2 separate regions of the Homo sapiens genome follow, and region 1 is linked to region 2. A link is a loop called in an ENCODE intact Hi-C map of the cell type or tissue named here. Cell type or tissue: breast epithelium. All regions are shown on one strand. Each heading gives the region's core, and the rest is flanking DNA. Links, peaks and the distances in the headings are about the cores only. Region 1 has its middle 33 kb from the start of LINC02519. Region 2 has its middle 44 kb from the start of THBS2.

What was found. A loop is a pair of places that touch in the nucleus more often than their neighbours do. Peaks named below come from ENCODE experiments on the same cell type or tissue, not always from the same donor. Only the 100,000 strongest peaks of a DNase experiment are listed, where the experiment ranks them.
Region 1: a loop joins it to region 2, with 8 times the contacts of the local background. A loop is called at or near these places in 1 of 110 quality-filtered maps.

The regions. Positions count from the first base shown.
Region 1 is chr6:169,418,948-169,423,343 of GRCh38, reverse strand. No RefSeq gene overlaps it. Among named protein-coding and RNA genes, the nearest start is that of LINC02519, 33 kb to the right of the region's middle. In breast epithelium, for the core only: no CTCF peak of the experiment used is centred there; a DNase peak (open chromatin) is centred at 2,224.
Region 2 is chr6:169,295,607-169,300,002 of GRCh38, reverse strand. It overlaps the pseudogene VTA1P1. Among named protein-coding and RNA genes, the nearest start is that of THBS2, 44 kb to the right of the region's middle. In breast epithelium, for the core only: no CTCF peak of the experiment used is centred there; no DNase peak of the experiment used is centred there.

The DNA of each region.
Region 1 (4,396 bases), core at 281-4,280, 120 kb before region 2:
AGGCGTTCTCTGTGTTCTGAGTGGAAGTACAGCCTGGAAAGTCCACGGAGACTCTGCTCTGAGTGAGCCGAGCTGGACAGAGGGGCTTTTGAGTCAAAGTTTTCTCCTCCTTGCACTTTGCCAGAAAATCTCAATTGCTAGTGAGGAATTCTTTTCCTTTCTTTCCCTAACGAAGTGAGTGATGAGACTGGCTCTTTTGCATATTTGCAGGGAGTAAGCATTGTCTGGATTTTCACTGAGTTTACCTCAGCAACTTTTTAAAAACTTTACTCCAAAGGGAGCCAATGTGCCCTTCCTTTGACGTAGAAAACTATTATTTTAAAATTCTGCCATTCGGCATTACTCTGATTTTTCTGAATAATTAGACTCAAAACACTCTGGTTTATTCCCATCTCAAAGGTCTTAGGGCAGTGGATGCCGCCTTTGCTTCTGTTTGCTGCAGCCTGTTTGAGTGGCAGGCTCTTTGCCCTCGTTGGCCAGTCCCCACATTCTGGTGACGCTTTTCTCCTGCCTCTTGGCCCCCAGTCACATTTTCCATGGTGACTCTTTCAACCTCAGCCTTCACGTTTCAAGTCATGCATCCACTTTGTTTTCCTGTTTCAGTAGACCCCCCTCTGAGTTTACTGAGCACTTTGAGACCACTTGGTACCAGGGCACAGCCTCCTCATCTCCAAACGCATGGGTTCCATCACAAGCGGGCCTGATCGCACATGGCAGCTCTCGTCTCCCAGTTATTGCATGCACATGTGTGTTTGGCCAGGTTGGCTTTAGGTTCATTAAAGGCAGTGCCTTTTCTTCATGTTTTATTTCTCTCCATCTGCAATGTGTTGTGGAGTGGAGGCACCGTCCGTTCACGCACTCAGGCCTTCAGAACGTAGCTCCCGAGTGCTTGCTGTGGGCCCCATTCCACCTGCTGGCTGAGTGGTGAACAAAGCTCAAGGAGCTGCCTCCTCCAAGCGAAGGGAGGACACCAGGCACAACAGCGTAGAGTGTGGAGTCAGGAGCGTTTGGAGAAAAGCAAACAGGAAAGGTATGGAGCACCCACCGGGGGCATCTATGTAGAATTATTGGACATGGAGTCAAGGACAGGATGACATTTTAGGGGACATATAAGGATATGAGGGGCAGGCAGTTTGGATGACGAGGGGAAGGGCATCCATGCAGAGGAATAGGTAGGAGGCCCTGTGGGAGGCACATGCTCAGCATGGCCAGGGATTGGCAGGAGGACCCTGGGGCCGAGTCAGGGAATGGGGCGGCAGGAGATAAGCTCAGACGTGAACTGTCAGGTAGGGCGTGGCACAGGCTTGTAACGAGGCCATGGTGGGCTGCTGGAAGGACTTTGACACTGGAAGCCACTGGAGGGTTTTGAGCAGAAAAATGATTAGATTTCATTTTTCCAAAACATGACCCTGGTGCAAAGAGTTTAGACAACGAAGTTGGGGGGCATATTGCCAACATTACACTCACGTCTACCCCAAATGCAGGTTCCAGGCTTCCGAAACAACCCTCAGCTTCAATGATTCACTGGATGGACTTGTGGAATTCCCTGAGAGCTGCTGTGCACATGCTGACAGTTTATCACAGGGCAAGGGTACAGATAAAATAAGCTGGGGCCAGAGCACACGGGGCGGCATCCAGGAGAAGCCCTGAGGCAGCACTTCCATCACACTCGGCCCAGGATGAGCTGCTTCCTTGGCCTCCGTGTGTGACAACCCGCAGGGCTTCTGCTGCTGCCTGGCCTGGAGACCCCACTCAGTCACACCATCACCATCCAGCAAGCCCAAGGCACCCAGAAGGATAAAGATCGCTCCCAGGACCTGAGGACAAAAGCAGACATTTTGGGGGCACGGGTAGATTTTTACTACACACCTGGCTTCTGTGTGAATGAGAAACCATTGAGTCTCAGGAAATGCTGTCATCTTCTATCTAAATTTATTTTCTTATCCAGGGAAGGAACTGCAAACACAACTAATATTTCAGCCTCTCTTGGAGGAGGATGAATTCCTCTGAATTGATGATGTGTCTGAGCTGCCTGTTCTAGTTAGAGAAACACTAAGCGAAACATTCACGGGTCATGTCCTGGATAATTGATTTTAGCTCAGACCTTGGCAATATCATCTTTAGAAAAGAAAAGCTTTCTCTAATGCTTGGTCACTTCTTTGTTCCTAGGGAGATATAAGTGACAGCCACCTGGTGGTCAGGAGAACAAACTGCCGCCGTGTCTCCACACCCTGTGTGTCCTGAACACCGCTGGGAAGCCGTCAGCAGACGCTCCGCAGGCCACCGGGGCGATCGGGGCACTAAAGGCCAAGCAGGCTTCACACACTGCCAAAGTCCAGGTGACCAGAGAGTATGACCGGACACAAAGGTGGGACAAGCCGTTTCTCATTGTTACTGAGAAGCAACTGTGAGTGAACAAAGCTTACAGAGAGATCCGAGATCAGATGGGTACCCATGGCAGGAGGGGAGGCGTTTATGAGAGTCCCCGGTGGGCACATATTAAAAAAAGCTAAGTAGAAAAATCACTGAGAACTCATAACTGGTCAATGAGTTCAGGTAGACAATGAGGGAGGGTTTGGAGGATGGCGAAAGATCAAAGGGGCCCTGATGGAGTGGGAGGTTCAGAGGGAGGAGACGCTGCCATGTTCAGCCTCCAGGAGCCACCACAGGTTGTGCATAGGTGCTGTGTTGACTTCTGCTGAGGAAATTCACAAAATATACTTCCCCCAGAGAAGGAGGAATGTGGAGCAGGCGTTAAAAAGCAGCCTGCACTCACCTTCGGAGGCCCTCGGTGGGATGTCCTCTTCCCAGCCCTTTCCTTTCTCTCCCTCGGGTGCCTTTTCCTGCCTGGTTTCCTTGGTTATTGTGTTTGGAATGCAACTTTGACTAGTTGTTGAATGGTGAAGTGGCAAATGGTAGGTGGATTCTGGCTTGCCGCACCCATCCCACAGGTGGAGGTCTTGTGAGAACGACTCCAGCAGCCTCCAGACAAATGACTGTTGACTAAAGTGAAATGTTATGCACATGAAATGCAAGAGATGACTAGACACGCACTGGATGGAATTCCACAGCAGGTGGGAGACTTGGGAAAGATCCTTGTTTTCGTAAGAAAACACAATCTCAGCTGGGTGCGGTGGCTCACGCCTGTAGTCCTGGCACTTTGGGAGGTCGAGGTGGGCAGATCACCTGAGGCCAGGAGTTTGAGACCAGCCTGGATAACATGGTGAAACCCCGTCTCTACTAAAAAATATGAAAATTAGCTGGGCCTGGCGGCACCTGTGGTCCCACTTACTCGGGAGTCTGAGGCAGGAGAATCGCTTGAGCCCGGGAGGCAGAGGTTGCAGTGAGCCAAGGTTGTGCCTGTGCACTCCAGCCTGGGCAACAGCGTGAGATCCTGTCTCAAAAAAAAAAAAAAAAAAAAAAAAAGAAGAGAAAGAAAAAGAAAACACGGTCTTCAAATCCCATAACCTGAGCACAAAAGACTCTTGGCTCGCTGATTCGTCTCCCACCTCCTCCTCCCCGCACAGGGACAGATACTGACCGGGTGTGAGAGTAAGGCCCCGTGAAGACGAACCTTGGGGAGCTCACTGGGGTCCCTACTTGGAATTTTAAAGCAAAACCATGTTGCTGGAAGTGAAATCCTCTTCAGATTTACGAATTATGGGGCTCCATTGGAGGAAACAATCCCTATGGGCCAATGACCTCGTTTCATCCCAAATTATCCTCTGGTTTTACAACTGGTTAGTTTCTTGTATTTCCAGGATTTATAAATTGCAAGTTTGCTTGTGAAGTGGTAGAATCCATTTTTGAATTTGTTTCTTAACTATTGATAGGGCTAGTAAAATTCAAATGATTGCATAAACCTTAGAAACTAAGGTCAGTTCAGTGAACATTCTTGGTGCTATTTCAACAATCCTTGAAGGTTTAACACGTCTGTGATATTACTGTGTGATTTCGTGTTATCACTGTCTTATGTGCATTCTAAGCATGAAACTGTGTCCAGTAGCTGTTTTTGAGGACCCTACTAATTATACAGCTGATGGTAGCATCAGCCGTTTGTTCAATGTTAAATTATTTTGTATTTTCTAAACAACTGACATTTTCTCCTAGCAAACTACTGATAGGAAATTGTATGTGCCATGTTTTCTTCCAACAGTCTTGAATATGCCACTGCATTCCTGCCTGGGTAAAAGAGTGAGACCCTCTCTCAAAAAAAAACTAAAATGAAAAGGCCCAGGATGAAATAGAGTGTTTCAAAACCCACAGCTACTCCCCATCCTTTTTCTATCCCAAGAGCTGTGCCTCAGGGATGTAATAAAATAAACATACAAACTTTCTAAAGGCTGATTTTACAATTTTTAATTAAATAAATACTACTCAGAACCTTTTCATGGGG
Region 2 (4,396 bases), core at 91-4,090:
TTTTTGAACAATGATTGGCTATTCTAAGAATTTATTCATTTCACTTAAATATTTATCTAAATTTTCATCTAAAATTCAAATTAATTTTATCTAAATATGCAAATTCATTGTCATAAGTAGCCTAATATTTATAATCTTTTAAAATTGCTGTTTTTCCTTGCTGTTACTGGTTATTTTGACCTTTCTTTTTCTTTTCTTTTGATCTATGTTGCCAGAGGTCTACCTTTTTGTTATCGTTTAGTTTTCTCTGGAAAAACAGCTTCTGATTTTGTAGCTCCTGTGATAAGAATGTTTTCTTTTGCATTTTGTGTAGTTTATTTTAATCTTTCAATTCTCCTTACTTCTGTTTATGCTTTTTGCAGTTTAATTTTTTAATAAATCTTGAGTTGGGTTTGATTTTTTTCATTAAAAGAATACTTTTAGACTACAAATTTAGACTAATAGACTATGAATTTGCTTTTAAACACAACATTAACTGTATCCCATGAGTTTTGGTATACCATTTTATATTATCACTTAGTTCAAATGCTATTTTGAAATTTTCATTGTGTTTTTCTTATAAGCTGCAGTGTCATAATTTTATGTATCAATGACTCAATCACTGAATGCCTAGATATTTGGTTAAACATTATTTCTGGATGTGCCTAGTAGGGTGTTTCAGGAAGAGATTAGACTTCAAATCTGTAGACTAAATAAAGCACATTTTCTGCCCCAACCTGGGGTGGGCATCTTTCTATCTCTGAGGGCCTGATAGAACAAAAAGACAGAGGAAGGGAAGATTCACTCCTTCTGCTTTGTTGAACTGGGACATCAATTTTCTGCCCTCAGCACTCCTGGTTCTAAGGCCTTTAAACACAGACTCTAATCTATACCGTCAGCTCACTGGCTCTCAGGTTTCACACCGCACCACTGGCTTTCTTGGGTCTCAGCTTGCACAGAGCAGATTGTGGAACATGTCAGCCTTAATAATCACACGGGCAATACCTTGTAATTAATATATACATCATTGATGTGGTTTGACTTTGTGTCCCCACCCAAATCTCATTTTGAATTGTAATCCCATAATCCCTATGTGTTGTGGGAGGAACCCAGTGGGAGTTAATTGAATAATGGGGGTGGTTTCCCCCATGCTGTTCTCATGATAGTGAGTGAGTTCTCACGAGATCTGATGGTTTTATAAGGGGCTTTTCCCTCTTTGCTCAGCACTTCTTCTTCCTGCTGCCATGTGAAGAAGGACATGTTTGCTTCCCCTTCTGCCAGGATTGTAAGTTTCCTGAGGCCTCCCAGGCCTATGGAACTCTGAGTCATTTAAACCTCTTTTCTTTATAAATTACCCAGTCTTGGGTAGTTCTTTATAGCAGAGTGAGAATGAACTTATACAATTATGTTGGTTCTATTTATCTAGAAAACTCTGATTAATACATGAGGGTTGTTTGGAAACTCTGATGCTTAATATGGAAACACTTAGGAGTTCCAAGTTACCTTTTTGTTACTGATTTTGTAATTCATTTCACTTTGGTTAAAAATTATGTTGTGTACCACTTTGATATTTTAAAATGTATTAAGACATCAAATTTTGTCCTGTGTATGATAAAATTTTATAAGTGTCCTTGTGCTTTTGAAAAGTTTATTCTGCAGCTACTGAAAGAAATGCTCTATGTATGTCAGCATAACTTCAATTTCCAACTCCATCCTCACGTGACTGTCTTCCCTCTGTGTGTCTGTGTCCAAATTTCTCCCTTTTGACAAGGACAACAATAATTGGATTAGGTTTTACTATGACTTAATTTTAACTTGACTAAATCTGCAAGACCCTATTTCCAAATGCAGTCACCTTCACAGGTTTTAGGTGGACATGAATTTTGGGGGTGCACTGTTCAACCCAGTATGTTCTTTAAATATTTGTGTATTTTTAAGCTATTTTTGTTATTAATTTCTTGTTTAATTCCACAGTGGTCTCACAGCATACTCTGTATGGTTTCTATTCTTTTACACTTGTTCAGTTGTGAAATAGGAGTGTTGATTCCCAGAGTAGAGTTGGCCATGTTTATCCCATTATTGCCCCCACTCCTTCCATAATCTAGGAACACATAACATCATCTGAGAATAGCCCAGAAGCATGACAAGCAGGACCATGTTGTGGACTCTTACTGTTCTTTATACATGATACAACTGGAATTCAGACTAAGAGTAAAACTCTCAAATGTTATTAAGTTTCATCAAAGCTAATGAATCAGTAGCTTTGGGTGATAATAAAGCTATTATCCATGAAATAGTTGGTTTTGCCCACTTTTTTTTTTTTTTTTGAGTTAGAGTCTCGCTCTGTCACCCAGGCTGGAGTGCAATGGTGCAATCTGCAACCTCTGCCTCCCAGGTTCAAGTGATTCTCCTGTCTCAGCTCCCTGAGTAGCTAGGATTACAGGCATGCACCACCATTCTCAACTAATTTTTGTATTTTTAATAGAGATGGGGTTTCACCATGTTGGCCAGGCTGGTCTTGAACTCCTGACCTCAGGCGATCCACCTGCCTTGGCCTCCCAAAGTGCTGGGATTACAGGTGTGAGCCACCGCACCTGACCAATTTTGCCCATTTGGATAATTGAGTTTTTTTTTTTTTTTTTTTTTAGATGGAGTTTCACCCTGTCACCCAGGCTGGAGTGCAGTGGCGCAATTTTGGCTCACTGCAAGCTCCACCTCCCGGGTTCATGCCATTCTTCTGCCTCAGCCTCCCGAGTAGCTGGGACTACAGGCACCCACCACCACGTCTGGCTAATTTTTTTGTATTTTTTTAGTGGTGATGTGGTTTCACCGTGTTAACAAGGATGGTCTCGATCTCCTGACCTCGTGATCCACCTCCCACAGTGCCAGGATTACAGGCGTGAGCCACTGTGTCCGGCCCAATAATTAAGTTTTGAAAGTGTTTTTGTATGACAACAATAAAGATAGTGCTGGACACTTTCTCAAAAACATGATCAATGTCTTCTATATTGCAAGTCACGATAGTATTTAGCAAACTTGCTAATGAAAATGTGAAACACAGAGAGCCTTCAAGGTGGAAGGCAGCAGACACGACTGTTTAAAGAATGAGGACACCTCTGAGGCAAAACCTGTTGAAATTGAAGAAGAGAATAAAGTTGAAGAAAAGGAAGATGCTGGAGAAACCCCTACCCGCCCCCCGGCCAGCCACTGTGGCCATCATCGTTAATTTATGATCCATGCAACACAACATCAAGCCACTAGACCAGAATACGGATTCCTCCCAGTGAACATACTCCAGCAAATACACCAACAAGAATGCCTCAAGGCACAGGGGTTGCAAGAAACACCATCCAAACTGCCCCCCAAACTGTTCTGGCCATTGACCTCATACTTTTCAGGAGCTTCCCAGGGCAGCAACTGCCTAGCACCAGAGGACTTTGTTAGTACAGAGAAATAGTTCAAATATGCTAAAAGTGGTTTTTGCAAAATGAAAAGGTAAGCACTATGTGGAGAACCTACAGGAGGCCCCTAAGTATGGACTACAGGCAAAGAAGGAAGTCTTTGAACAGACCTGTGCAACTTTGGCCTAAACAACTAACAGTGCATTTAGCCTTTCAGAAGCACAGTTCTAAGAAGACCTTAGTTCCACTGAACATGCTGATGAAATCTGTTTGTGTACTGGATTCCTGTCGAAGCATGCATGGGCAGCCTCAATCAGGTTTACTGTGGATTTAGTAGACCCAGCAATTTCTGTTTATATGGGACTGATGTAAGCATGATTCTAAAAATACTCATTAAACCCTACTTCAAAAAATTAAAGCAAACTGCTATACATGTATATTGTGAAAAAGCTTTGTATCTCAATTTACATGCATTAAGGAAATATTTAAACATCTATAATGTTTGGGTAAACAGGTCATTATTACTTTAATACACAAATTTAAATTTAGTAAAGATTTCCAGATATAGGACTAAACTTTTTCATCGTATTACCTTTCTTTAGTATATTAATTATGCTTCTCTTAAAAATATTAGTTGTTGTCTCGGGGTTTGCAATGTGTATTTCTGACTAATATAAGTCCACCTTCAAATACCACTGTATGACTTAATAGATAGTGTAGTTAACTTACAATAAAATATTCCTAATACCTTCCTTCTGCCCTTTATAACATTCTTGTTCACTTCATTTATCTGTATGCTATCGATACCTGATATATTGCTACTATTATTTTTTAAAAGATATTGTTATATTTTTGATTAGTTAAAACAAAGAAAAATAAAGGATTTTATTTTACCTTCATTTATTCCTTATCTATTGCTTTTCCTTTCTTTAGGTGGATTCAATTTCTGATCTGTATCAATTTTCTTCTTCTTTAAAAACTTCTTACATTTCTTGCACAGATCTGCTGGTGATGGA